5 separate regions of the Homo sapiens genome follow, and regions 2, 3, 4 and 5 are each linked to region 1. A link is an interaction called in ENCODE POLR2A ChIA-PET data of the cell type or tissue named here. Cell type or tissue: K562. All regions are shown on one strand. Links, peaks and the distances in the headings refer to the core of each region. The heading gives the core; the rest is flanking DNA. Region 1 overlaps GMPR (guanosine monophosphate reductase). Region 2 has its middle 30 kb from the start of GMPR. Region 3 has its middle 23 kb from the start of GMPR. Region 4 overlaps ATXN1 (ataxin 1). Region 5 has its middle 40 kb from the start of GMPR.

Region 1 (4,000 bases), core at 1-4,000:
GGACTTGGAGAACTTTTCTGTCTAGCCTAGAGGATTGTAAATGCATCAGTCAGTGCTCTGTGTCTAGCTAAAGGATTGTAAATGCTCCAATCAGCACTCTGTAAAAATAGCACCAAGCAGCGCTGTGTCTAGCTAAAGCAGCACTGTGTCTAGCTAAAGCAGCGCTGTGTCTAGCTAAACGCACCAATCAGCACTCTGTAAAAACACACCACTCCGCACTCTGTTAAATGGACCAATCAGCAGGATGTGGGCGGGGCCAAATAAGGGAATAAAAGCTGGCTGCTGGAGCCAGCCCGGATAACCCACTCCGGAACCCTTCCACGCCATGGAGGTTTTCTTCGTTCGCTTGCTGCTGCTCGCTCTTTGGGTCCACGCGACGTTTATGAGCTGTAACACTTACTGCAAAGATGTGCAGTTTCACTCCTGAAGTCAGTGAGACCACGAAGCCACCCGCCGGGAGAAAGGAACAATTGTGGATGTGCAACCTTTAAGAGCTGTAACACTCACCGTGAAGGTCTGTGGCTTCACTGCTGAAGTCAGTGAGACCACGAACCCAGTGGGAGGAATGAACAACTCCCGACGGGCTACCTTTAAGAGCTGTAACACTTGCCATCTTTAAGAGCTGTAACACTTGCCATCTTTAAGAGCTGTAACACTTGCCATCTTTAAGAGCTGTAACACTTGCCATCTTTAAGAGCTGTAACACTCGCTGCGAAGAATGAAGAACGCCGCGCGCACCACCTTTAAGAGCTGTAACACTCACTGCGAAGGTCTGAGGCTTCATTCCTGAAGTCAGTGTAGACCATGAACCCACGAGGAGGAACGAACAACTCTGGGTGCGCCACCTTTAAGAGCTGTAACACTCACTGTGAAAAAGGTGGCACGTCGGACGTGCCACCTTTAAGAGCTGTAACACTCACTGTGAAAAAGGTGGCACGTCGGACGTGCCACCTTTAAGAGCTGTAACACTTCCTGTGGAAAAGGTGGCACGTCCGACGTGCCACCTTTAAGAGCTGTAACACGGCTGGGCGCGGTGGCTCACGCCTGTAATCCTGGCACTTTGGGAGGCCGAGATGGGTGGATCACCAGGTCAGGAGATCATAACCATCCTGGCTAACACGGTGAAACCCCATCTCTACTAAAAGTACAAAAAAAAGAAAAAATTAGCCGGGCGCAGTGGCGGGCGCCTGTAGTCCCAGCTACTCGGGAGGCTGAGGCAGGAGAATTGCATGAACCTGGGAGGGGGAGCTTGACGGCACTCCGGCCTAGGTGAGAGCGAGACTCCGTCTCAAAAAACAAACAAACAAAAAAAGAGCTGTAACACTCACTGTGAAGGTCGTGGCTTCACTCCTGAAGTCAGCGAGACCACGAACCGTCCGGGAGGAACGAACAACTCCGGACGTGCCACCTTTAAGAGCTGTAACACTCACTGCAAAGGTCTGCGGCTTCACTCCTGAAGTCGGCGTAGACCATGAACCCACGAGGAGGAACGAACAACTCTGGGTGCGCCACCTTTAAGAGCTGTAACACTCCCTGCGAAAAAGGTGGCACGTCGGACGTGCCACCTTTAAGAGCTGTAACATGGCCGGGCGCTGTGGCTCACGCCTGTAATCCCGGCACTTTGGGAGGCCGAGGTGGGCGGATCACCAGGTCAGGAGATCATGACCATCCTGGCTAACACGGTGAAACCCTATCTCTACTAAAAGTACAAAAAAAAGAAAAAATTAGTCGGGTGCAGTGGCGGGCGCCTGTAGTCCCAGCTACTCGGGAGGCTGAGGCAGGAGAATTGCATGAACCTGGGAGGTGGAGCTTGCAGTGAGCCGAGATCGCGCCACTGCACTCCGGCCTGGGTGAGAGGGAGACTCCGTCTCAAAAAACAAAGAGCTGTAACACTCACTGTGAAGGTCTGTGGCTTCACTCCTGAAGTCAGCGAGACCACGAACCGTCCGGGAGGAATGAACAACTCCGGACGGTGCCACTTTTAAGAGCTGTAACACTCACTGCAAAGGTCTGCGGCTTCACTCCTGAAGTCAGCAAGACCATGAACCCACCAGAAGGAAGAAACTCCGGACACATCTGAACATCTGACGGAACAAACTCCGGACACGCCATCTTTTAAGAATTGTAACACTCACCGCAGCCGAAGGTCTGTGGCTCCAGCGAGACCAAGAACCCACCGGAAGGAACCAATTCCAGACATACTGGGACTTGGAGGTCCCTGTGTTGGCTCTGGGAGATGCTTTTGTGCTGGTGGCTCTTTCTGATCTGGTCTGGAGGAAATAGGTGCCTGAGATCTAATGTGTTCAGATTAGATAGAGGCCAAGCTCTACTCCCCTGGGGCAATGCCGTGTCAGCTGCTGCGGGCAGATCTCCGGGAGCCATGGGCTGGATCTCCAGGGCGGGACCCTGACATTTCCATGCATGACTGATGGCTCATTGGCCTGCCCACATTCTTTCTCAAGGTTCTGAGCCACACAGATGTTTCCGCTGTACGCCTCTTCACAGAGAGGCGGACACATTGAATGTTCCTTGAAAGCTTGGGGCAGGTCTGGGGCCTCACCATTCAAGTGTCCCTCCCCTGAGGTACAAGGGGTGTGTATGGCTGAGAGCACCTCTCAGGCCGTGTTCCCTGGATTTTCTGTATTCACCCACTTTCTGGAACCATGGCTGAAAGCTACAAAGGTGATGTTCTCTCTGAAGAGTCACATAATAAACTCAGTTTAACATGGCTGTTGCCTGGATAGCAACTATTTTTCCATGGGCAGGTAGTGGGACATTTTCCACGTGCTTGGGAACAGTCACTGGGGTTGATACTCCTCTTTTTTGTTGTTGTTGAGATGGACTCTCACTCTGTTGCCCAGGCTGGAGTGTGGTGGCACGATCTTGGCTAACTGCAGTCTCCGCCTCCCAGGTTCAAGTGATTCTCCTGAGTAGCACACCTGGTTAATTTTTGTATCTTTAGTAGAGACGAGGTTTTGCCATATTGGCCAGGCTGGTCTCGAACTCCTGACCTCAGGTGATAACACCTGTCTCAGCCTCCCAAAGTGTTGGGATTACAGGCGTGAGCCACCGCGCCTGCCGATATTTCTCTTTTTATGTTAGGGGTTGGCACATCACAGCCTGTGGGCCAAATCTAGCCGCCTGCTGCCTGTTTGCCAACCCTTGCCTTTTATCATCCTATGGAAAGGATTTTTCTTGCAAGAGGACCCCAGAAAAACCAGTAAAAAGTGGTTACTGTTTAATGGGTACAGAATTTCAGTTTGAGATGATTAAAAAGTTCCAGAGATGGATAATGGTGATGGTTGTACAACAGTGTGAATGTACTCAATGCCACTGAACTGTACACCTAAAAACTTATTTACTAACAAATTTTATATTACATAAATTTAAAATAAATATGAATTATTTTAAATTAAAAATTTTAAATAAATTTAAATTTTTTATTTATTTTTAGGTGTACAGTTCAGTGGCACTAAGTCCCTTCACGAAAAAAATAAAAATTATTTAAAAAACAAAAATTTTATTTCTGTTTTCTATGTGTAAAATTTACACCTAGTAAATTTTATGTGTATTTGACCACAATTACAAAAAAACTAAAAAGAATGGGTAAAGGAGCAATATACAGAAAGTACTTTTAAATGGAGGGACTAACATTTATAAAGCACCACCAAGAGCTGGGCCCTGTGCTAAGAATTTGAGAGAACTTTCTTTGTAAACCTTTTAAGGACTAAAAGTGGGTACATCCACCCCCATTTTATAGCAGGATAAATGGAGACTCTGGTTGAAGTGATTTGCTCAAAAGTACCCAGTAATGAGGGAGGTCTAGCATTCGACCCCAGATCTTTCCGAACTTATTTTGCCATAGATGTTGAGGCCTAAAGGAAAGCTGGAAAAATTGGGGCAAAGCAGTTTTTGTTTTTATTTTTGCCCAGAGACCTTTTGTCATCAGTTCTGTTCAGGCTGCAATAACAAGATACCATAAACTGAATAGCTTATATTA
Region 2 (6,286 bases), core at 1,731-5,730, 58 kb before region 1:
AGTAGACAACACATGCTTGCTGGACCTTACTTCCTGTCTGGTGACCCAGCTCCCTAGAGACTTGAATCTCAAATAAATGTTTCTGTCAGGAGGCTGAGCTCCCAGCTGTGCAAATTGGTCACAGATGTAATTGCATTTGCCCTCTGCCCTGGAAGAAAACATGCCTGTGGTTGGGGGTTTAGATGTCTCAGAATGAAAGACATTACTCCTGACTCTGGGTAATAGCCGTGACGCTCAAAATAAGCTGCCACAGAGACACGCCATAGTGTTGCCAGATGTACAGGGCTGTTGCTACCCAGAATCTGGATCTGCACAGCCAGTTACCAAACTGTGGCCATGTCATTGGCCAATCAGGCATAGTCAAGAACCTAGCTTTTCCACTGGCTCCTCATACTTTCAAACATAACTCCATCCCCTCTTCTCCTCTCCCTAATGCCCACAAGATCTCTGCAAAGAGCTCTAATTCCAAGTTCCCTGAATGGCAGACAATGGCAGCCCTAGGACATCTACACTGCACAGGCTGCAATTGCTAGAATCTAATTAAAATAAACATTGTAACAAGCTGCTGAGCCCCGCCCAGTGCCTCAGGAGTGCAGTGATGTGACACATCTCACTGCAGCCTCCACCTCCCACCCTCCAGCAATCCTCCTGCTTTGGCCTCCCAAAGAGTGGAAACTACAAGTGTGTGCCACTACACCTGGCTAATTTTTGTACTTTTTGTAGAGATGAAGTCTCGCCATGTTATCGAGGCTGGTCTTGAACTCCTGGGCTCAAGTGGTCCACCCACCTTGGTGTCCCAAAGTGTTGGAATTACAGGTCTGAGTTACTGAATCTGGCCAGATAGATATTTTAAACCCAGTATTTGTCTGCCTTTCTTCCTCAGTAGAATTTGAATGTACCAGGTGGCTGCTAGCTACACACCTGTGTAGGATGAGGCTTATCCTATATGTCTGCCCTATTTGTCTTGTTAAATCATATTATTATTCTGAACGCTTTCCTTCTAAAGCAGACAACCAAAGCATAGGGTATTAGCTCTTCTTAGTCCTTTTCCAATCCAAACATTTAGACTTCTTTCTGCTCACCCCTGGGCAGTATCACCCTCATCAATTTCCTCTTAATTGACTAGAATGAATTGTAACTATCCCCATCAGCAATCACATCTGTTAAGGATTGCAGAGTGCCATTGTTGTACGGGAAGAGCATTTCATTTGAGCCACCAAAAATTTACTAACGTGTGGACACAGGGACAGATACAGAGGATTGCAAACTCCAGTTTCTGAAAAACTCGATTCCAAAGCAAGGGAAAAGGTGCCCTCTAGTGGTAAACACAGCACACTACACCACAGCATCCTTATTCCAGACCGGAAGCCTGGCTATTTGAATCCTATTTTCTGTTTCTTCCAGAAACCCTGAGGTCCAGACAGGATGTGACACATGAAGGTTTAAGTGAATTAAAATAGGCTGCTGACATCTAAGGCCAGGAAGAAATAATGAGTACGGATCCACTTTCACTGAGAGCAACCATCTCTGCTAAGCCACTTCTTCAATTTGGTGGCAAGTAACCAACTATCTGGAATGAGCAAGAAATATTCCCTTCCGAATTCCTTGAAAAATGTGGGGCTTAATTTAGAATATTCAAGTTCTTTTGACATACGTACTAAGACTATACAGTTTTTATAAGTATTCTAAAAGCCCGTATAAATTACAGTTGATTGGGAACTTTTAATGTAATAATTGAGTCCTGACATAAGAGACAGTGCAATGCTCAGGAAATAATGCTGGCCTGAAAGCTTGGAGATATGGACTCCGTGACACAGCCTCTGCCACTAACTAGGTGACTTCGGGCAAGTCCTTCAACATCTCTGACCTCCGTTTTCCCGTTAACAAATGAAAGAATTGGACTAATAATTTCTAAGCTTTTTCAGCTCTAAAATGATCTAATTTGGCCAGGCGCGGTGGCTCATGCCTCTAATCCCAGCACTTTGGGAGGCCAACGTGGGTGGATCACCTGAGGTCAGGACTTTGAGACCAGCCTGGCCAACTTAGTGAAACCCCATCTCTACTAAAAATACAAAAATTAGCCAGGTGTGGTGGCGTGCACCTGTAGTCCCAGCTACTCGGGAGGCTGAGGCAGGAGAATCGCTTGAACCCGGGAGGCGGAGGTTGCAGTGAGCCAAGATTGCACCACTGCACTCCAGCCTGGCAACAGAGCGAGACTTCATCTCACATAAATAAATAAATAAATAATAAAATTATCTAACTTATAAAAACTCTTTTAGGAGAGTTATATTTTGAAATAATATCTTTTGGGGATTTGTGTGTATTTCCTTCATTAACCCCAGGGTACCCTCCCTTAGCCCACTACTAAATAAAAACCAAGATTCAGGACGGGCGCAGTGGCTCAATCCCAGCACTTTGAGAGGCTGAGGCTGGTGGGTTGCTTGGGCCAGGAGTTCAAGATTAGCCTGGCCAATATGTCAAACCCCATCTCTACTAAAAACACACACAAAAATAGCTGGACGTGGTGACGCACCCCTGTTGGGAGGCTGAGGCACGAGAATCGCTTGAACCCAGGAGGCGGAGGTTGCAGTGAGCTGAGATCGTGCCACTGGATGCACTCCAGCCTGGGCAACAGAGCGAGACTGTTTAAAAAAAAAAATAGTCAAAGAACTAGTCGAACTAAGGGTGAGAAAGATGAGAATCAGCCCATGGAACATGCTTTTGCTGTCCATGAATCTAGGAAATACCAGGGCTGGGGAAAGGAGAAAGAGGAGTTAGAGAGGTGAATTACTCAAATGAGAAAAAGGGCCTGGATAGGTAGAGGTAGGAGGTCTCAGAGAGAAGTGGGAAGGAAGATCCTCAAAAGGACAAGCTTCCATGTGTGTCCACACACCAGCTCACCGCTCCAGCCCAGCCCTGGGGACAAGTATCTCTCCTGAATAGAGGGGAGGATGTGCACGCCTCCTGGAGGAGTGGGGACATGAAGAAGCATTTATTTTAGCTCCTTTCCACTGATTACAGAAGCACTAAAGAGAACAAGTTGGGAGCATCTCCACGACAGGGAGGGCAGGGCACTGCCACTGGTACACACAGATCCTGGAACTTTAGTGTGCAGGTGGACTTAATAATACTAATATTAGGAATAGAGATATGTGCACATCTGTTTTTATCAATCAATCAGGTGTTAGCATAATTTGCTATTTCCTTTTTAAGATAGGAAGTAGCTTTTGGTTGTTGAAATTGTTTCCTCTCTTGATTAAATTAATTATCCCTAAGAACTGAAGGCTTCAGTGATCTCTGAGAATTCTTCCAAATGTGAAATATAGTTATTCTAAGACATTTCAAAGCTCAGGTTATTGTATGTTGGGTCTAATGTTAGGCTTCACTGTACCAGAATTCTATTATGTGAAACATTACTTTAAATGAGTAACTCGCCACCTAAAACATGGAATTCCTTCTTTGATATGGCAGCACTGTGTGTAGTCAGGGTTTTGCATTACATCTCTCAGGCCACCCGTGCTGGCTCATGCCTGTAATCCCAGCACTTTGGGAGGTGCTGAAGTGGGAGGATTGCTTGAGCCCAGGAGTTCAAGACCAGCCTGGGCTGCTACATGGCAAAACCTTGTCTCTACAAAAAGTACAAAAAATTGCCAGGCAGTATGCCTGTAGTCCCAGCTACTAGGGAGGCTGAGGCAGGAGGATCGTTTCAGTCTGGAAGTTTGAGGTTGCAGTGAGCTGTAATTGTGCACTGCACTCCAGCCTGGGCAATGGAGTGAGATCCTTTCCCTCCAACCCCCCAAAAATTAACAAATTACCTGGGCATGGTGGCATGCACCTGTAGTTCCAGGTACTCAAGAGGCTAACTTGGGAGGATCCCTTAAGCCCAGGAGTCCAAGGCTGCAGCGAGCTGTGATTGCACTACTGCACTCCAGCCTGGACCACAGAGCAAGACCTTGTCTCAAAAAAAAAAAAAAAAAAAAATCTCTGTATTAAACTATCCACCAGAGGCAGGACAGATGCCAGAATGTGTTTTAACATTAACATAAATGTATTAAACAAATACATTCAATCAAATATAGTACTAGATGCTACAAAAAAAGTAAAAGCAGTCTTAAATTTGATTATAGATAGAGGAAGCAATGTGCAACAAAGAAAGAGTTGTTTTATTACTAAAGGGAAAGCGAGTAAATAAGCTTATTTGTAAGTGTTCAAGTTTCTCAAGGAAGACTTCTTAAAACACAAGAATTTCATTTTATGGCATTGTGCTTGTTTTTAAGGTGGGGTTGAAAGAAGGCAGAGAAATCAATAAAACTCTCTGGCTGGATAACAGAAGCCATTTCCAGGGCAACAAGGGAGGGAGACATGCCGTGGATTTAAAGGACACAGCATTTGACTAATGCAACAAAAGAGGTGAGAAAACACAGAGGTAGAGACAAGACCCTGGGTCACACCGAGAAATGGGAAAAGTGGGGTGTAAGTCTTGGAGTTTCTCTATTTCATGCTGCAAATTGCCTTCTCTACCCGTGGGTTCCCCAGTCCCTGCCCCAGCTCACAGAACCTTCATGCTTGCTTTCTCTCTTCTGTGTCCGACAAAATTTCAGCTCAGGTAAAGATCAGAGACACACTAAATAAATATCCTTACTTTTCACAGAGGTTTTGGCATTTTAACATAAGGAAAAGGCTTATACTAGAGCTTCCCCAAGGATGGCAAACGCTGCTTCTTCCAGGGGTCTCGGTGGAAGAAGCCCAAGATGGGGACCGTGGAATCTGAATGAAGTCCGTGTTTTATCTTTAACACATATGCGCATTTTCACAATACTCGTTCATACATCTGAGTTTATTTTCATATAAAATAATAATGATATATTATTATATTACAGCTTCCATTTATTAAATGCTATGTGCTGGGCATAGTCATAAAGACTATGACATTAGCAGTCCCCAACCTTTCTGGCACCAGGGACCAGTTTCACGGAAGACGACTTTTCCACTGACAGGAATGGGGGATGGTTTGGGGATGATTCAAGAGCATTACATTTATTGTGCACTTTATTTCTGTTATTATTATATTGTAATATATAATGAAATAACTATACAACTGATCATAATGTAGAATCAGTGGGATCCCTGAGCTTGTTTTCCTGCAATTAGAGGGTCCCATTTAGGGGTGATGGGAGACAGTGACAGATCATCAGGCATTAGATTCTCATAAGGAGCACAAAACCTAGTTCACAATAGGGTTTGTGCTCCTGAGAATCTAATGCTGCCACTGACCTGACAGAAGGCTGAGTTCAGGTGGTAATGCTCCTTCGTCCACTTACTTCCTGCTATGTGGCCCAGTTCCTGACAGGCCATGGACAGGTACCAGTCCACAGCCCAGGGATTGGGGACCCCTGATATACATCCATTATCTTGTTTAATCTTCTTGTTTTTTTTTTTTTTTTTTGAGATGGAGTCTTGCTCTGTTGCCCAGGCTGGAGTGGAGTGCAGTGGCCTGATCTCAGCTCACTGCAACCTCCGCCTCACAGGTTCAAGTGATTCTCCTGCCTCAGCCTTGCGAATAGCTAGGATTACAGACACGTGCCACCACGCCCAGCTAATTTTTGTATTTTTAGTAGAGATGGGGTTTCACCATGTTGGCCAGGCTGGTCTCGAACTCCTAACCTCAAGTGATCGGCCCTCCTTGGCCTCTCAAAGTGCTGGGATCACATGTGTGAGCCACCATGCCCAGCCTAGCCCTTTTAAGAGACACCAGAGAGCTAGCATGAGCTCTCTTTCTCTGTCTCCTCTCTCTATCTCCCTCTCTCTATCTATCTCTTTATCTCTCTCTCTGTTTCTCTGACTCTCTCTTCCTCTCTTTCTCCCTACTCTGTGGGGACACAGCAAGAAGGCATCTGTCTGGAATCCAGGAAGAGAACCCTCTCCAAAAATCAAATCAGCTGGACCCATGATCTCAGACTTCCTACTCTCCAGAACTATGAGAGAGAAATTTCTGAAATCTGTCCTCTCATGGGCTCAGGTATTAAATTTTAATACTGCAGGCTTCACAATGGGGTGTATGCACCCCTGGGTGGCTGGGCGCAGTGGCTCACGCCTGTAATCCCAGCACTTTGGGAGGCCAAGGCAGGCAGATCACCTGAGGTCAGGAGTTTGAGGCCAGCCTGGACAACATGGAGAAACCTCTGTCTCTACTAAAAATACAAAAAAAATAGCCAGGCATGGTGTTGTGCGCCTGTAATCCCAGATACTCTGGAGGCTGAGGCACGAGATTTGCTTGAACCCAGCG
Region 3 (6,286 bases), core at 811-4,810, 52 kb before region 1:
TTCAGGCGGGGTGCAGTGGCTCACACCTGTAATCCCAGAACTTTGGGAGGCTGAGGCAGGCAGATCACTTGAGCCCAGGAGTTTGAAACAAGCCTGGGCAACATGGCGAAACACCATCTCTACGAAAAATATACAAAAATTACCCAGGCATGGTGGCGAGCGCCTGTAGTCCCAGCTACTCAAGGGGCTGAGGTGGGAGGATGACTTGAGCCGGGGGCTCAGTTAAGGCTGCAGTGCACTGTGATTGTGTCACTGCACTCCATCCAGAACAGCAGAGTGAGGCCCTGCCTCAAAAAGTATAAACATTCATTCATGAATACATGAATTAGAAGGGAAGTGGGAGGGAAGCCCCATTTATCTATGCAGGGCGTCACCTGAATTCCAGTTCTTCCCTTTTGACCATATGGAAGGTTTGCACTTCCCCAACTGTGTTTGAAGTTAGATTTGGCCCTGGGACTGGCATGGGCTAATGAGGTATACATGGAGGTGACATGTATCATTTCCAGGCAGCCACATTCCATTTCTCCTGCCTCAGTGATCATGGGTGCAGACATTGAGAGGAAGCCTGCAGAAGCCCGGGTCCCAGAGTAACCCTGATGAGCAAAGCATCTTGTTGGGTGGACCAATAGTGTGAGCAAGAAATGCGCTTGTTCTGCATCAAGCACCCGAGTATAATCCAGCCCAAGATGCACCCAATAAAAGGTGCCTCTTAAAGAAATTTTACTTCTGATGTTTAATAATTATGTATATCCGTAATTTACTTAAGTCGTTTTGATCAGTTGTCTCTAATAAAAGTTGTAACTATTAGCAACCCCCAAAAAAAGTTTTTAACAATTAAATCATTATAGTCACAGGAAATAATGAAACATTAATTTCAATTTATAGGATTCTTTTTTTTTTTTTTTTTTTTTGAGATGGAGTCTCTCTCTGTTGCCCAGGCTGGAGTGCAGTGGCGCAATCTTGGCTCCCTGCAACCTCCACCTCCTGGGTTCAGGCAATTCTCCTGCCTCAGCCTCCCAAGTAGCTGGGATTACAGGCTCCCACCACCATGCCCAGCTAATTTGTGTATTTTTAGTAGAGACGGGGTTTTACCATATTGGTCAGGCTGTTCTCAAACTCCTGACCTCAGGTGATCCAACTGCCTCAGTCTCCCAAAGTGCTGGGATTGAAGGCATGAGCCATGGCGCCTGGCCAATTTATAGGATTTTTATGGCAGAGAAGTGTGATAGGATGATCAGGAAAAGCCTCTTATCCCAGTGCAATTTATTTCATAAAGCTGGAAATGAACCACCCCAGGATAAATTCCTGAGGGGGATTGTAACCACCCGATGGGTTCATTTTGCCTGCTGCCCAGATACAGCTGATCTATCAAGGCAGAGGAATTGCAATAAAGAGTCCAATTCATGCAGAGCAGCTGAATGGGAGATTGGAGTTTTAATATTACTGGAGTTTTATTATTATAAGGCAGTTTATTGATCTGGGTGGGAAGGCGGTTTGTTTCTGGAAATGGCTGTCATTATCTTTGTTTTTTGTTTTTGTTTTTATTTTTGTTTTTTTGAGACAGAGTCACTCTGTCACCCAGGCTGGAGTGCAGTGGCAGGATCTCAGCTTACTGCAACCTCCACCTCCCAGGTTCCAGTGATTCTCCTCCCTTAGTCTCCTGAGTAGCTGGGATTACAGTCACCCGCCACCACGCCTGGCTAATTTTTGTATTTTTAGTAAAGACAGTGTTTCACCATATTGGCCAGGCTAGTCTTGAACTCATGACCTCAAGTGCTCCATCCACCTCGGCTTCACACACTGCTGAGATTACAAGCCTGAGCCACCGTGCCCAGCCTGTTATCATCTTTGTTTCAAAGTTAAACTATAAACTGAGCTCCTCCCAAAGTTAGTTGATCCTCTGCCCAGGAATGAACAAGGACAGCTTGGAGGTTAGAAGCAACATGGAGTCGGTTAGGTCAGATCTCTTTCACTGTCATAATTGTCTGTTATAATTTTTGCAAAGCTGGTTTCAGGATGTGAAAATAGAAGGTCAAGGACAAAAATGAACAATACAACATTTCAACTCTAAAAGTAGAATTTTTTCACGTGTTTTTTAAGCAAATGGGGGTGGACCCCAAGGAGTCATGGTATTAGTTTTCAAAACAATTTGGCTTGAAATCAGCTAGAAATCACACGGGTTTGTTTTGTTTTGTTTTGTTTTGTTTTGAGATGGAGTCTTGCTCTGTCGCTAGGCTGGAGTGCAGTGGCATGATCTTGGCTCACTGCAACTTCCACCTCCCGCGTTTAAGCAATTCTCCTGCCTCAGCCTCCCAAGTAGCTGGGACTATAGGCGCCCGCCACAACGCCCAGCTAATTTTTTTTTTTTTTTTAAGTAGAGACAGGGTTTCACCATGTTGGCCAGGATGGTCTTGATCTCGTGGCCTGGTGATCCACCCAACTTGGCCTCCCAAAGTGCTGGGAGTACAGGCGTGAGCCACTGTGCCCGGCTGAAATTACATCTTTTAAAATTGACAAACTTATGATTAAAAATTTTTGATGTCGATTAAAAGTATGTAGAAGAATAAATAGTTTTATAAAATTTTGAAGGAATACTTGAACCAAAAATTTGAAGATGACAGTCTCATCTACCTAAGGCAGGGTTCCTCAGCCTTGGCACCACTGACGATTGGGTTATGTAATTCTTTGTTGTGGGGCGGTGCTGTGCACTGTGAACTGTTCAGCAGCATCCGTGGCTTCTATCAACCAGAAGCCACTATCGCCCCCCATCCCGTCCAGTCGTGACAACCGCAAATGTCTCTAGACATTACTAAATGTTCCCTGGAGGAGCAATAAAGAGTTGAAAAACACAGACCTGTGAGTAAAAATCTATGCCAAAAATGCTTTTCTTGTCTACTGGCCACGACTGTCTTCAAAGTCATAAATTGTCCAGAAAACACTGACAGTGACTCTGAAATACCCTCAACCCTATTGTCTATTTTCCTCCAAGCTTAACAGAAGTGGCCAGGAAAGGATGACTTATACCAAAACCAACTGGTATAAGTCAGCTGACTCATGCATGTTTCCTGCCTGCCCCTGATAAGCATGGAAGCGTGTGACCTCTGGTATAAACTGAAATGGAATTCAGTTCTCCCGAAGAATGGGAAACTTGAGTTTAGCACTACTCAGGGCTGTTTCTTGTCTACCTACTTTTTTTTTTTTTTTTTTTTTTTTTTTTTGAGACGGAGTCTCACTCTGCTGCCTAAGCTGGAGTACAGTGGTGCAACCTCGGCCCACTGCAACCTCCACCTCCCGGGTTCAAGTGATTCTCCTGCCTCAGCCTCCCAAGTAGCTGGGATTACAGGCGCGCAACACCGCGTCTGGCTAATTTTTGTATTTTTAGTAGAGACGGGGTTTCACCACGTTGGCCAGGCTGGTCTCGAACTCCTGACCTCAGGTGATCCACCTGCCTCAGCTTCCCAAAGTGTTGGGACTACAGGCGTGAGACACTGCGCCCGACCTCCAGATACCTTGTTTTTAATTCTTTTGAGTATATACGCAGAAGTGGAATTGCTGGATCATATGGTAATTCTGCTTTTAATTTTCTGAGGAACCTCCATCCCGTTTTCTACAGCAGCTACACTTTTCAGATTGTCTTTTCAGGCTTTCACACTTCTGAGGACCTAATGACTCCTCCCAGGGGGGCCTCCAACTCGACTCAGCTGTCCTGTGGCCCCCACCTAAAAGCGGGCTCAGCGCACAAGGACCGTTTTCCACACCTCTGTGACTGCATCCCCACCCAATCACCAGCACCCATTCCCCTGCCTGCCAAACTATTCTTGGAAAACCCTAGACTCTGAAATTTCAGGGAGACTGATTTCAGTAATAAAACTCGTCTCCCAGTCAGCCAGCTCTGCGTGAATTAAACTTTTTCTCTGGCAGTTCCCGTCTTGATAAATCTGCTCCATCTGGGCAGCAGGCAAGGAAAAACTCCTACCCTTCCCAGACTCTAGTATCCATTTGAGAGGTGACAGCTTGCTGGCAGCCCTCACGCGCTCTCGGCGCCTTCTCTGGCTGGGCTCCCACTTTGGCGGCACTTGAGCCCTTCAGCCCCCCGCTGCACTAAGGGACCCCCTTCCTGGGCTGGCCAAGGCCGGAGTCGGCTTCCTCAGCTTGCGGGAAAGTGTGGCGGGAAAGGCGCGGGCGGAAACCGGGGCTGCGCGGGGTGCTTGCCGGCCAGCGCGAGTTCCGGTTCGGTGTGGGCTCGGCAGGCCCCTCACTCGGAACGGCCTGTCGGCCCTGGCGGCCCCGGGCAGAGGGGCTTAGCACCCGGGCCAGCGGCTGCGGAAGGTGTGCTGGGTCCCCCAGCAGCGCCGGCCCACTGGCGCTGCGCTCAATCGATTTCTCGCCAGGCCTTAGCTGCCTCCCCGCGGGGCAGGGCTCAGGACCTGCAGCCCACCATGCCTAGCCTCCCCACCCCACTATGTGGGCTTAGGTGTGGCCCGAGCCTCCCCCGACAAGCACAGCCCCCTGCCCCACGGTGCTGAGTCCCATTGACCACCCAAATGACTGAGGAGTGCGGGGACACAGTGAGTGACTAGCAGACAGCTTCCACCTGCAGCCCCAGTGCAGGACCCACTGGGCGAAGTCAACTGGGCCTCTGACCCTGGTGGGGAATTAGCGAACCTTTACGTCTAGCTAGGGGATTGTAACTACACCAATTAGCATTCCGTTATCTAGCCCAAGATTTGTAAACACACCAATCAGCACCCTGTGTCTAGCTAAGGACTTGTGAATGCAACAATCCACACTGTATCTAGCTATTCTAGTGGGGACGTGCAGAACTGTGTCCGAAACTGGTGGCCTCTATGGCTTATAAGAATGAAGCCGCAGACACTCGCCCTGTGTGTTTCAGCTGTTACAATATCCCGTCCAGAGTTTCTTTCAGTGGGTTTCTGATCTCGCAAGCTCAGAACTGAATCTGGAGACCTTCGCGGTGTTACAGATCTTAAGACAGCACGTACTGGAGGTGTTCCTTCCTCCTGTGGGCTTCTGGTCTTACCGGCTTCAAGAGTGAAGTCGCAGACCTTTACTAGTGAATATTACAGATCCATATAAAACAAAGTTGAACCTAAGAAACCAAAGAAAAACTTTCACAGCCACCTTGCGCAGCCTGCTTTTATTCTCTTATCTGGCCCCACCCACATCCTGCTGATTGGTAGAGCCCAGTGGTCTGTTTTGATAGGGCACTGATTGGTGCGTTTACAATCCCTGAGCTAGACACAAAGGTTCTCCACGTCCCCACTAGATTAGCTATAGTGTCCAAACGTTCTCCAAGGCCCCACCAGAGTAGCTAGAGTGTCGATTGGTGCATTCACAAACCCTGAGCTAGACACAGGGCGCTGATTGGTGTGTTTACAAACCTTGAGCTAGATAGAGTGCCGACTGGTGTATTTACAATCCCTGAGCTAGACATAAAAAGGTTCTCCATGTCCCTACCAGACTCAGGAGCCCAGCTAGCTTCACCCAGTGGATCGCACACCGGGGTTGCTGGTGGAGCTGCCTGCCAGTCCCGCACCGTGTGCCTGCACACCGGGGCTGTAAATGGAGCTGCCTGCCAGTCCTGCATCATGTGCTAAGTCCCTCATTGCCTGGGGCTAGCCGGGCCAGCCAAGCCCACGCCCACCCGGAACTGCAGCTGGCCCACAAGTGCCGCGCGCAGCCCGGGTTCTCGCTCGCACCTCTCTCTCCACACCTCCCTGCAAACTTAAGGGAGCCAGCTCCAGCCTTGGCCAGCTCAGAAAAGGGCTCCCACAGTGCCGCGGTGGGCTGAAGAGCTCCTCAGGTGCAACCAAAGTGGGAGCCCAGCCAGAGGAGGCGCCCAGAGCGAGTGAGGGCTATGACGACTGCCGGCACGCTGTCACCTCTCAGAACCTTTATGTCTAGCTCAGGGATTGTAAACGCACCAATCAGCACCCTGTCAAAACAGACCACTTGGCTCTCTGAAAAATGGACCAATCAGCAGGATGTGGGTGGGGCCAGATAGAATAAAAGCAGGCTGCCCGAACTAACAGCGGCAATCTGGTTGGATTGTATTCGATAATGTGGAGGCTTTAGTTGTTTTCTTGTTTGCAACAAATTTGGTTGCTGTTCTCTGGGTTTATGCTGTGTTTATAAGCTGTAATGCTCTTTGGTGAAGATTTGCAATTTCTCTGAGAGCAGTGTAGATCACGAACCCGCTGAGAAAAGCGAACAACTCCAGAGGCACTATTTTAAGAGGTGTGTTACTCACTGTGAAAGTCTGCAC
Region 4 (6,286 bases), core at 1,365-5,364, 56 kb after region 1:
GGCAGTCACCAACTATCTATTTTTTGATACATTAGGATTCATCGCCACCAAGCTCGGCATGTTCAATGTTGGCAAGTGGGTCTGCCTTGGCTGCAAAGGGACTGACTCTACAGGCTCATGTGCCGCCTGCATGAGGGCCTCGGCTATTTTTAGGTACCAGCTAATCCATTCAATGCATAATGTTACCACCGATGACTCACAGCTCACAGAAGTCAACCAAAAAATAGTAGAATGAAAGGAAAGCCATCGGTAGACAGCCAGTAAGTACATCATGATAACAACTGCTGTACGAGCACACACACAGGCACACTCACACCCACGCCAGGACAGTCGGGAGGAGGAAATGGCACTGAATATTAAGCAGCCACCGAGTCAGGGAAGCAGTCACCTCGGGAGGCGCTGGGAAGCGACAGACGGCCCTAATAACACAGAGCCTGGCATTTAGGAAAGAAGCAAAGGAACGTGTCAACCCAGAGCACTTTACCAATACATTTTACAACTCCACTGAGCAAATGCTGTGTACTCTTCAGAGAAGCTGAACCTAGGAAGGGTGAGACAGAAGGATGGGATAATATAGAACGCCGCCAGATGGAAGCCAAAGGCTCCCCAGCTGGGGCCATCCTGGGCAGGGCTGTCCCAGCGGGCACGTCACTAACAGCCTCTTGCAGAAGAGGAGCCTGGGAGCCCTTGTTTCTGCATTGGTTGTCTTACTGATCTGGAGGGCTGGAGCACCAATGCACCCCTCAAATCCAGTTCATACTCAGAAATACAGATTGATATGCTCACGCAGGCTGGCATGACATCATTTAGCCTTAGAAACAGGAACGGCGGGAAGGGTGCTCGCCTCGGCCACTCGCGGGATTCCACCCCGAGGATTACAGGCAGGGTAAAAATGGCTTATTGTGCTCATTGGAAAAGTTCAGCCTTCTTTCTAGACTTTCATCAGCTGCCTCTCCTTCCATAAACTCTTTTTAGAACACGAGGCCTTTGATTTATTTTTCAGCTGTGAATCACTTTCTCAGGGCCCGAGCCATCTAAGTTGAAGCAGGGAAGGGAAAACTAACATTGCACAAGGTCCCAGTGCTACTGACGGGTGAGGGATATGTTCAGACTCAGATCTCTTCAGTGCCAGTTCCTGCATTTTCCAAGCAGCTAACCTACTTCCTACCCAAGGAGGAGGTGCGAAGCCCCATCCTTCTTTTGAGTTGCATTGGCTCCCACGTTGATGCTATCGCCTCGGGGGTCGCATCTGGATGCGCCACAGACTTATGGCCTCAAACTTGGAGGATATTAAGTGGATTATATTTGGCAGTGAGGCCCAAGGGAAGTGATTCTGTCATCCTTTGGGACTCTCAACCAGAATCAAGGCATGGCAAAGCAGCAACTCTCTTCCAGGGTGGGGAACGTGCTATCACCCTCCACTGAAGAGGAAGGAGGCTTCCTTTGGTGCACGCAGTAACAATGGACAACACCTGGCATTCCCCTTTCCTCCCACAGCACCTAGGTGGGGGCCTGGGGGATGCATAGACGCTTTGCTCGAGTGGAGAAAAGCTGTACTGGGCAGGGCAATGCCACAGGGATAGTGACAAACACGGAAAAGCATTTTTCTCCTACATTGCCTCGTCTGGAGCGTCAGCTGGGACAATGCTGGGGGCATCTTTCCACAGTCTTAATGAGGAATTCAGCCCCTTAAAAATCATCCCCAAACTAAACACCCCTCAGTTTTATATGCCATGGCTTTAGTTCCCATGAGGTCTGTGTGCCGCTTAGCATGAGGTCAGTACATGTTCATCTTAATGCTCTTCTTGGTTTTTTGTTAACCGACGCTAATAAATTTTTACAAGGGCTGTGCTGTTCTGGAAAGTATAAAAGTGAAGCATTAAAAAACGGAACCCTCTCAAGAGATTATCTCCTATGAAGAATCATACGTGGCCGGGCGCCGTGGCTCACGCCTATAATCCCAGCATTTTGGGAGACCGAGGTGGGTGGATCGCTTGAGCCCAGGAGTTCCAGACCAGCACGGGCAAGATAGCAAAACCCTGTCTCTACAAAAAAACACAGAAAATTAGCTGGGTGTAGTGGTACACACCCATAGTCCCAGCTACTGGGGAGGCTGAGGTGGGAGGATCAATTGAGTCCAGGAGGTTGAGGCTGCAGTGAGCCAATGATCCCATCACTGCACTTCAGCCTGGGTGACAGGGCAAGACCCTGTCTCAAAACAAGCAAACAAACGAACACAAAAACCCACAGAAAAACAAAACTCATTTGCCTGGTTTAGAGAGGAGAGTGCTGCAGCTCAGAGAGGTGAAGTAACTTGTCCTGCCAGAGACCCAAATCCGCACCCCTGGGTCTGTCACCACCATACTATATCACACTGCTTTCCCTGGGGGTGTGATGTTGGGGGGGTCTTATGAGTTCAGGCATCCTCAAGAGTCTGTTCATGCAGGATTTCTGCCTAGAGTCACAATGCCATCTGTTTTGGAGAAAACCATCTCTTCTTCCACAACTTCCCCAATCAAATTTGTGATTTTGCTTATTAAGCTCAACAATTTGCACATTTCTGAATTTCTCTGTGGGTGCAGTGTCAGCAGTGCCTAACCAGTTGAGAAGACCAGGAAGATTCTTCAGGCTAGGGGAGAAAACCCCTCAGGAAGGCACTGCAGAGGGGAGAAGGATGTAGCCTTTGGAACCTCAATTAAGTCCAGATATGAGTTCTCTCTCTCCCTCCCATCTCCCCCTCTCATGCTCTCTGTCTGAGTCTCCACTGACTCTGAACCTGTCACTTGTGGCAAACACAGCTGGTGGAGTATTTTAGCTGTGATGATGTCAGCCGATTTCTGATAGGCTCCTCGGTAAAGTGACAAATCATTGGTTGCGTCAGGCCTTGCACTTTTGTTTCTACAGCGTGAAGCCCTAGCTGCCTTTTCAGCAGGTCTCAGCACACTTGCCTTTCTTTGAGGAAGCCCTTCCCGGCATGCAGCATAGCCACGCGGGGGCCAACCTCACAGACCTGCCAACAGGCCCTGACAACACTTCTACCTGCTCGTCTGCACCCTGGCTGTCAGTAGAGAGATTTAGTGATCTCACTATGGGAAAAAACATGAGAACAGGGCTCTGACTTCACAGGGAAGCCAATTTCTCTTTCATTTAATCATTAATTTTGCAAAGTTTGGAGTAGGGAAAAACACACCTAGATCTTCCTCCCCAAGAACAGAAGAGGGCTGTAAGGGGCTGGGCGCAGTGGCTCACGCCTACAATCCCAGCTTTAGGAGGCTGAGGCGGGTGAATCACCTGAGGTCAGGAGTTCGAGACCAGCCTGGCCAACATGGTGAAACCCTGTCTCTACTAAAAATACAAAAATTAGCAGGGGGTGATGGCGTGTGCCTGTAGTCTCGGCTACTTGGGAGGCTGAGGCAGAAGAATCACTTGAACCAAGAGGCAGATGTTGCAGTGAGCCAAGATCACCCCACTGCACTCTGCACTCCAGCCTGGGTGACAGAGCAAGACTCTGTCTCCAAAAAAAAAAAAAAAAAAAAAAAAAAAAAATAGAAGAGTCTGGTTTCTGCAGAGGCTGCCAGGCCTGGGAAGTGTGGCCCACAGCTGAAGTGGCTGCCTTCATTCTCAAGCTGAAGTTGATGCTGGCCGGCAAGGAACCAGTCGCATTTCTAAACAAAACCTCTTTTCACACCTGCCTCTGTTCACAAAAATGTGTTAAGGATTCTAAGTACCATGAAAAGCAATGACTCTTCACTCATGTTTATTTTCCATGTGTCACCTGGGGTCTGTGAAGAGTCAACTTTGCTCAAGGTAGTTCATTTTCTTTCTCCTAGTACCCACCCCTAATTCATGCAGGAAGTGAACAGCCACTACAGAGGGGTAGTGAGCTGTATTATTATGCCATTTATTTTAAAAATCCTGATTTTCTTTTTTTTTTAAATAAGATCTTTGGGGAAATCTTTCTTGGGCCCTTCCAAAGACTGTAAACCTACAGTGACATCTCATAATACAAAGAAAAGTATTCAGGGCTAAAAGCTCTCGGCAATGCAGGGCCCCGGCTTTGTGCAAGCCCCCATATCCAGTCATTCACGAGTGGTTCTGGAAAACTGATTTGGTCCTTTCCTCACTTGGGCATTTAAGAAATGCTCAAAAAAGCCAGACATAGGGACTCGTGTCTGTAATCTCAGGGCTTTGGGAGGCCGAGGTGGAAGGACTGCTTGGAGCCCAGGAGTTTGAGACCAGCCTAGGCAACACAGCAAGACCCCATCTCTACTAAAATGTTTTTTATTTTTAAATTAGCTGGGCATGGTGGTATGCACCTGTGGTCCTAGCTACTAGGGAGGTTGGGGTGGGAGGATCGCTGGAGCCTAGGAGGTCAAGGCCACAGTGAGCTATGATTGCACCACTGCATTCCAGCCTAGGAGACAAGAAACACTGTCTCAAAAATGAAAAAAAAAAATGCCCAAAACAATTCAAACCATTAATTAGTTTATCTTTTTTTTCTTGTTTTATTTTATCTGAATGTCCCAAATAGCAGCTATTTCATGACTATTTTCAACTCAAGCTGGAAGGAGGCTCTGTCCCATTTGAATGTTTTCAAATCCTAGATGGAAACACTTGTAGAAAGTACGCTCGATAGCCAGGAAAGCTCTCAGCTGCAGGCTGAACCTGCTGGACTCCCAGCAACTTGGGCAGTGAAAGAAATGGGCTGTGGAATAAATGCATGTAATCGATCTAAGAACCTGGAAAAGGGTAGATTGAAGGAGCCTGTGGAAATTAAGAGCGTTAACCATACTTCCAGTGACTCATCTTGGCTACAGCTGACTTTACCCCAAGCCCAGCAGGTCACCTGGGACAGCCCTGACTTCTCAGATTGTATTAACCACGCTTTTATTTTCTGATGCTTTGATATTTTAGTGTCTTGTGGATCCCAGAGGTATAGTCTCTCCTAGGATTAGCTAATTCCTAGAGGCCTGACTTTTATATGCAAACCAACCAGTCCAGAGCTAATTCCTAGGAGCCTGACTTTCATATGCAAACTAACCAGTCCAGAGCCCACTCCCCAGCAGCCTCCTATATTGGTCCATCACACTTAGGGCTGCCTTCCATCTGTTTTTTTTTTTTTGTCTGAGACAGAGTCTTGCTGTGTGTCCAAGGCTGGAGTGCAGTGGCCTGATCTCGGCTCACTGCAATCCCCACCTCCCGGGTTCATGCAATTCTCCTACCTCAGCCTCTGGAGTAGCTGGGATTACAGGCACACACCACCATGCCCGGCTAATTTTTGTATTTTTAGTAGAGACAGGGTTTCACCATGTTGGCCAGGCCGGTCTCGAACTCCTGACCTCTGGTGATCCACCCGCCTCAGCCTCCCAAAGTGCTGGGATTACAGGTGTGAGCCACTGTGCCCAGCCCTTCCACCTGTATTGATCACCCCAGCACCAGCAGCCAGACAACTAAGGACAGCCCCTACACCCCAGAGCACACTGGAATTATCCACTCTAACCAATCCTAAACCCGTTTACCCTGCCTCCCATGAAACCACAATAAAGGCTGTTGTTTGCCACATTTCCCCTCACTCCCTCCACCTCCTGACCCACCTGGGGCTTCCCCAGGTGCCCCCCACTTTACGGTGTTCTACACCTCTTGGTGTAGAGTGCCCTTTCCTCTTGGGATCAGAGAGTATAAAAATTATCTCGTCAAAGAGAGTTGTCTGCTGATCTATCTGTTGGCCTTATCATACCTAAATAATAAGACATTATATATATGTTGGAGACCGGGCCTTGCTATGTTGCCCAGGCTTGAGTGCAGTGATAGTCACAGGTTCAGCCATAGCTCACTACAGCCTCGAACTCCTGGGCTCAAGTGATCCTCCTGCCTCAGTCTCTGGAGTAGCTGGGACCGAAGGCATATACCACTGTACCCAGCTAATAAGACATATTTTAAAACATGGATGTTGCAATGGGATATGATTGCTTTAGCATCTAATCCCCTCACTCCAACGGCATCCTCTGTCTTTTCCTGGTAAGAAAAAGTGCCGAATGACCACTAGAAGGACCTGAAGTCCAGCAGCGTTTCCTAATCAGGGTTCCTCATCTTAATCACAGAATTCAAAAAATAACTAGAGTGGTGAGTTTCTGGATTGTCTCAAGGACTCCATAACTAGCCCCACTCTCCATGCATGGAGGTTAATTCATTACACACAGCAGAGATCACGGGGAAATGGGGCTTATTTTTTCTAGAGAACGCAGTTGGGAAAGGCCGAGTCTAAGGTCTAGGTGTACCCGAGAAC
Region 5 (6,286 bases), core at 958-4,957, 69 kb before region 1:
CTAATAACCATTACTGAGCTGGATGATAAGTATGTGGAGTTCATTATATTATTCTCTCCACTTTCACATATATTTGAAATATTCCATATAAAAAATGTTTTAATATGGTTCACACATCCAGAAATGCAAGTTTATTTGTGGCTGTATGATATAATGCAATGTTTCTTAAAATACATTCTTTGCAACATTAGTTCCAAATAATAGACTGGTTCCCATTAATAGATTTCCTTCATATAACAGATTCTGAGATTAGATTAGAAAATGCTAAAGTAGGCAGCAAAACGGCTGAATAGAAGGTTCTGGGCCAGGTGCACTGGCTCACATCTGTAATCCCAACACTTTGGGAGGCTGAGGCAGCCAGATCACCTGAGGTTGGGAGTTCGAGACCAGCCTGACCAACATGGAGAAACCCCATCTCTACTAAAAATACAAAATTAGCCAGGCGTGGTGGTGCATGCCTGTAATCCCAGCTACTTGGTAAGCTGAGGCAGAATAGCTTGAACCCCGGAGGTGGAGGTTGTGGTGAGCCGAGATTGCGTCATTGCACTCCAGCCTGGGCAACAGAAACTCCATCTCAAAAAAAATTTTCACCAGTTGTCTCCCAAGAACATCAAACTTAATAACTACACAAAAAAACACCTTCATAATAACCAAAAATCAGAAAAGCACCCCCAGTATGTGGTTTTAACTTATGAAAGAGCTACTGAAGAGAGTCTTGAATTGCTGACGCCTCTCCCTCATACCATAGTAGTTGTGTAGCCCATGGAGAGAATCTATGTGCTCAGGAAGAGGGAGAGCACAGCGATTGTTACACTTTGCTTTGAACTCAGTGCTGCCCTGTCACAGTAGAAAACAAAAGCGGGCTGAACCAAGCCGAGGCCGCTCCACAGAGAAAGCATTTAGACCACCCCTAGCCAAAGGGAAATCAGAATCGCCCATCCCAGCAGTTCAGAATTGAGTTCTGATGTGTCCGGAATTGATGGGTTGTCTCACTGACTTCAAGGAAAAAGCCGCAGATCTCCGTGGTGGGTGCTAAAATTCTTAAAGGTGGTGTGTCTGGAGTATGTTCCTTTTCATGTTCAGACGTGTGCAGTTTACGGGGGTGGGGAGGTTCTAGGTCTCGCTGGCTCAGGAGTGAACCTGCAGACCTTCACGGTGAGTGTTAGAGCTCCTAAGGTGGCGCAGCTGGAGTTGTTTGTTTCTACCCGTGAGTTCGTGATATTATTAGCTTCAACAAAGAAGCTGCAGACCTTCATGGTGAGTGTTAGGGCTCATAAATGCAACGTAGACCCAAACAGTGAGCAGTAGCAAGATTTATTGCAAAGAATGAAAGAACAAAGCTCCCACTGTGGGGAAAGGAACCCAAACACGTTGCCACTGCTGTTTCTGGCAGCCTGCTTTTATTCTCTTATGTGGCCCCACCCACATAAGAGAGGGCGCTAAGCCCCTCACTGCCCGGGGTGGCAGAGCAGGCTGGCTGCTCCCAGTGCGGGGCGGTGGGGGGGGCGCAGTGGGGCGGGGGGGGGGCACGCCCACCCGGAACTCTAGCTGATTGGTCCACTTTACAGACAGTCGATTGGTCTGTTTTACAGAGAGCTGATAGGTCCGTTTTGACAGGGTGCTGATTGGTGAGTTTACAATCCCTGAGCTAGACACAAAAGTTCTCCACATCCCCACTAGATTAGCTAGATACAGAGTGCTGATTGGTGTATTCACAATCCCTTAGCTAGACATAAAGATTCTCCAAGTCCCTACCAGATTAACTAGATACAGAGTGCCAATTGGTGCATCCACAAACCCTGAGCTAGACACAGGGTGCTGACTGGTGTGTTTACAAACTTTGAGCTAGATACAGAGTGCTGATTGGTGTATTCACAATCCCTTAGCTAGACATAAAGATTCTCCAAGTCCCCACCAGATTAGCTAGATACAGAGTGCCAATTGGTGTATCCACACACCCTGAGGTGGACACAGGGTGCTGATTGGTGTGTTTACAAACCTTGAGCTAGATACAGAGTGCTGATTGGTGTATTTATGAGCCCTTAGCTAGACATAAAGGTTCTCCAAATCCCCACCGGACTAAAGAGCCCAGCTGGCTTCACCCAGTGGATCTCGCACCGGGGCCCCCGGTGGAGCTGCTCTGCCGGTCCCGCGCCCTAGGCCCATACTTCTCACCCCTTGGGCGGTCGATGGGACCGGGCGCCGTGGAGCAGGAGGCGGCGCTCGTCGGGGAGGTTCAGGCCGCACAGGAGCCCAAGGCGGGGGTCGGAGACTCAGGCATGGCGGGGTGTAGGTCCCGAGCCCTGCCCCGCGGGGAGGCAGCTAAGGCTCGGCGAGAAATCGAGTGCAGCGCCAGCGGGCCAGCATTTCTAGGGAACCCAGCGCACTCCCCGCAGCTGTTGGCTCAGGTGCACTGCCCGGGGCTGGTGGGGCGGGCCGGCTGCTCCCAGTGCGGGCCCGCCAAGCCCACGCCCACCCGGAAATCTAGCTGGCCTGCAAGCGCCCTGCGCAGCCCCGGTTCCCACCCTTGCCTGTCTCCCCACACCTCCCCACAGGCTGAGGGAGCCGGCTCTGGCCTCGGCTATCCCAGGAAAGGGTTCCCACAGCGCAGCGGTGGGCTGAAGGGCTCCTCAAGCGCGGCCAGAGTGGGCGTCGAGGCCGAGGAGGCGCCAAGAGCGAGCGAGGGCTGTGAGGGCTGCCAGCTTTCTGTCACTTCTCAGTACCATCTCAGCTCACTACAACCTCTGCCTCCTGGGGTCAAGCCGTCCTCCCACCTCAGCCTTCCAAGTAGCTGGGACTGCAAGTGCATGCCACCACACCGGGCTAATTTTTGCATGTTTTATAAAGACGGGGTTCTGCCATGTTGCCCAAGCTGGTCTTGAACTCCTGAGCTCAAGCGATCCACCTTCCTCAGCCTCCCAAAGTGCCGGGATTATAAGCACGAGCCACTGCACCAGGCCAGATCAGTTTTTGCTTTAAGAGACAATAATCAGGGTAGGATGGCTTTAGGGAATCTGTGCTGTTGTGTTTGTATACATTTTTCTGGGAAGAAGTTTCATACATTTTGTTAGATTCTTCAAGTCATTTGGGACCAAATAAATTTAAAAACAATTATTGTGGTCAAACTAGATGTATATGTGTTTGTTCATTTGTTTTTCTGCAGCATCCTCAAAGTGTGGGGTGGAGAAGGCTTTTAGGACCAGTTCTAATTTAGATCATGCCTTGTCTTTGTCGAGTGTTTCTGTCAAACTCATCTGGATATTTAAACCAAAAGCCTTGAACTTTTGTAAATTTAATAGCAAGGAAAAAATACCAAGAGCAAGGTTGAAGACTTAAGACTGAAATACATTCCTGTTCTGTTTCAATTGCAATAAGAAACTCCTTGATTTTGAATTAAGTGGTGGGTTTAGAGGAAAGAACAAGTACAATGGGGTAGGGAGGGCTTATCTTTGGAAAGCTCAGTTCAAGCTAGTTAAAAATCCTAATTTCAAATTTAAAGTATTACTGCACAATCATTTTATTATGTGCATTGTATAGTTAAAAATATAAATGTTCACTAATAATGGAAAGTGAGAGAAGTTAATGAAGAGATTATACTTCAAAGTAATGATATTAATCAGTCCTAAGCCTTCAATATATTAATACAAAAGAATTAATTCATTTGGAAGAATGTTCATTAAAGGAACATTTTTTTAAGTCACAAGATCCTCCTGCCACTAACTTTCTAAGAGGTCACCCCACTTTCCTCCCCAAAGCTTAATACACCTTTTCGTGCCGTAATATGTTCATTTCCCATTTCCATGGCTCCTTGAGGTCTGGCTTCACCAAATGCTCTCACAGCTCTGTATTTTGGCTTCTTTCCTCTGGGCATTTATTACTGACCCCCTCAAATCATCACTGAAAAGTGTGTGATGATTTTTGGTGGTCTAGGAGCTGGATGGAGCTTGTATCCTTTTGCACAACACACAAGCAGCTATAGGCCAAGCCTACTCAGAGCCCAGAGGTTTCTTCGGGGTCTGCTTCTGTGCTTGACTGTGCAGTCAGCAGCCTCACTGTGAGCCCAGCTGGCTGCTCTGCTGCACTGTCTGCACTTAGTGAGCATTGCCTTATGGAGCCGTCACCAGCAAATCTGCCACGGACGTCCCTGTGGCAATAGGGGCCCAGGACACCGTGTATAGGGTACCAAGAAAGAAACCCCTTATCCCCAACAATTCCTAGATTCTATTTTAACCAAGCAGTTTGCTCCTTTTCCCTGATCAGCTAGTTTACAGGAATTGCTAACATGGAGCAAGATTATTTTTATCCTCTTTTCATTCTTTCTTTCAACCATTTGGCATCAGCTGAGCAGTAACATCACCAAAAGTCTGGAAATCTTTAAAAAGAGGAGAGGCACTAGGCCAGTGAATCCATGAATTGGATAATCGGCCCCTGAATAATTAGGACCAGACTGTACAGTAAACAACACCCCCCTCCCCGGGAGTCAACAGCACGCCCAGCCATAAACTCTCCCTGCTGGAGATGCAAGAGTTTTCCTTCTGCCGGCAACGCCCCCAATCCTGCCCTGCATTCAAGACCACAAACAATTCCCCTTCAGCTCGGACATATCTTTCCTCACGTGGAGCGAATTTTCTGGACTTGAATGTGAATGCGACATGCTGACCTGGAATTTGCATAAGCTCCGCTTCATGTCTCTAAGTTTGCTTCAGTGAACAGATTTTGTATCTGCTGGCAAAGGCAGGCAGTGGCACTCGGAGACAGGGGCATTTGAAACCACATTTTTTGGCTCATTAAAGCCATTCCGCCGATGTTGCTCCTCATGTCATTCAATCTATTCTCAAGCCGTTTTCTCAATGGTGCACTTCAGGGAGGTTGGGCACGGATTTTGCTCGGAACTGGATCGTGTCCATAAGTCTCGTCAGGGCCAGTTTATTCTCAGGCTCTGGCAACCTTTGAATAGCTCTTCCACCTTTGGGGGCTCCCACACAAAGCCTGCTCTGCGCAGTTTGCCCATGAACCAAGATATTTGTTTCATCTTGTTTCTGAAGTCATGGGTGTCTTGACATTGCTCCCAAAGCGGGAGCAGGATCTGTTTCCACCTCACAGCAAATAGCCACTACAAATATGTACAAACTCAGAAATCACGTTGGATGTCTTGCCTATCCAGGCTGGTCAGAGAAGGGCTACAGGCACAGAGTGCTTTCAAGAAAACATGCCTGACTTGGAGCTTTCCTCATTAATTAGGGTGCTTACAGAATTTGCTCACTCCAAGTCTGAAAAGAAAACAGCTTACTTCATTGGTAGACTGAAAAACTGGCCGACTTTCTCTTCTCTTTTTTTTTTTTTTTTTTTTTTTTGTGAGACAGAGTCTTGCTCTGTAGCCCAGGCTGGAGTGCAGTGGCGCCATCTCGCCTCACTGCAACCCCCACCTCCGGGTTCAAGCAATTATCCTGCCTCAGCCTCCCAAGTAGCTGGGATTACAGGCACGCGCCACCATGCCCAGCTAACTTTTTGTATTTGTAGTAGAAACGGGGTTTCACCATATTAGTCAGGCTGGTCTCGAACTCCTGACCTCGTGATCCACCTGCCTCGGCCTCCCAAAGTGCTGGGATTACAGGCATGAGCCACGGCACTCGGTCCCGACTTTCTCTTCTTTTCCATCTCACTCTGCAGTGGGCAGTGTGGAGGGTGGAGGGAGCTGGGTGGTTTGTCCAGGTCACAGCTGCAGTTCTGTCTGTATGTGATTCTCCATATTCCTTGTTGACCTCTTTCATCCTTATCTGTGGCAGAGGCCCTGAAAGGCATTAACTGGCAGAAAAGATTCCTTGTCTAAAGCTCTGCTGCTTCTCATCCTTTCCTGCCATCCTAACGCTCCATCTGGAAACAGTGCTGTGACCTACCCAAGCACACTCCTGATTCATCCCCAGTGCCTAAGAGCTGTATTGCTCTATGGAAATACACACTGGGTAGTACATTTCCCTCCATGTACATTGGGGGCTGAATGTTAAACATTAACTGCCTGGTTAAAGGAGCTGAAGCACCTAATTCAAACTTCAGTGAGGGCTGATAACAGATATTCAGTTCCATAGACAGCTGAGATACAAATCTAGGCCTTCCCCAGGGCAATTAGGCAAGAATGAAATAAAAAGGAATCTATATTGGAAAGGAAGAAGTTAAACTATCTCTACTTTCAGATGACATAATCTTGGATATTAAAAAACCCTAAGGGGGCCGGGCGAGGTGTGTCACTCCTATAATCCCAGCACCAAGGTGGATGGATCGCTTGAGC

The links. ChIA-PET counts read pairs that join two places held together with the same protein. Peaks named below come from ENCODE experiments on the same cell type or tissue, not always from the same donor. Only the 100,000 strongest peaks of a DNase experiment are listed, where the experiment ranks them.
Region 2: POLR2A ChIA-PET joins it to region 1 with 18 read pairs; 4 of 35 experiments call an interaction of 5 or more read pairs at or near these places.
Region 3: POLR2A ChIA-PET joins it to region 1 with 54 read pairs; 5 of 35 experiments call an interaction of 5 or more read pairs at or near these places.
Region 4: POLR2A ChIA-PET joins it to region 1 with 18 read pairs; 5 of 35 experiments call an interaction of 5 or more read pairs at or near these places.
Region 5: POLR2A ChIA-PET joins it to region 1 with 50 read pairs; 2 of 35 experiments call an interaction of 5 or more read pairs at or near these places.

What each region holds. Positions count from the first base shown.
Region 1 is chr6:16,265,499-16,269,498 of GRCh38, forward strand. The region is part of intron 4 of GMPR (guanosine monophosphate reductase); the gene reads left to right. Among named protein-coding and RNA genes, the nearest start is that of GMPR, 29 kb to the left of the region's middle. In K562, for the core only: CTCF peaks have their summits at 426 and 639; DNase peaks (open chromatin) are centred at 283 and 2,363; H3K4me3 peaks cover 2,860 bases.
Region 2 is chr6:16,205,414-16,211,699 of GRCh38, forward strand. No RefSeq gene overlaps it. Among named protein-coding and RNA genes, the nearest start is that of GMPR, 30 kb to the right of the region's middle. RefSeq lists enhancers at 112-201, 412-621. In K562, for the core only: no CTCF peak of the experiment used is centred there; no DNase peak of the experiment used is centred there.
Region 3 is chr6:16,212,653-16,218,938 of GRCh38, forward strand. No RefSeq gene overlaps it. Among named protein-coding and RNA genes, the nearest start is that of GMPR, 23 kb to the right of the region's middle. RefSeq lists silencers at 2,204-2,380, 4,839-5,061 and a cis regulatory region at 2,605-3,291. In K562, for the core only: no CTCF peak of the experiment used is centred there; a DNase peak (open chromatin) is centred at 3,039; H3K4me3 peaks cover 171 bases.
Region 4 is chr6:16,320,010-16,326,295 of GRCh38, forward strand. All of the region lies in intron 7 of ATXN1 (ataxin 1), which reads right to left. Among named protein-coding and RNA genes, the nearest start is that of GMPR, 85 kb to the left of the region's middle. RefSeq lists enhancers at 329-448, 361-1,194, 2,672-2,731. In K562, for the core only: no CTCF peak of the experiment used is centred there; a DNase peak (open chromatin) is centred at 2,882.
Region 5 is chr6:16,195,935-16,202,220 of GRCh38, forward strand. No RefSeq gene overlaps it. Among named protein-coding and RNA genes, the nearest start is that of GMPR, 40 kb to the right of the region's middle. In K562, for the core only: no CTCF peak of the experiment used is centred there; no DNase peak of the experiment used is centred there.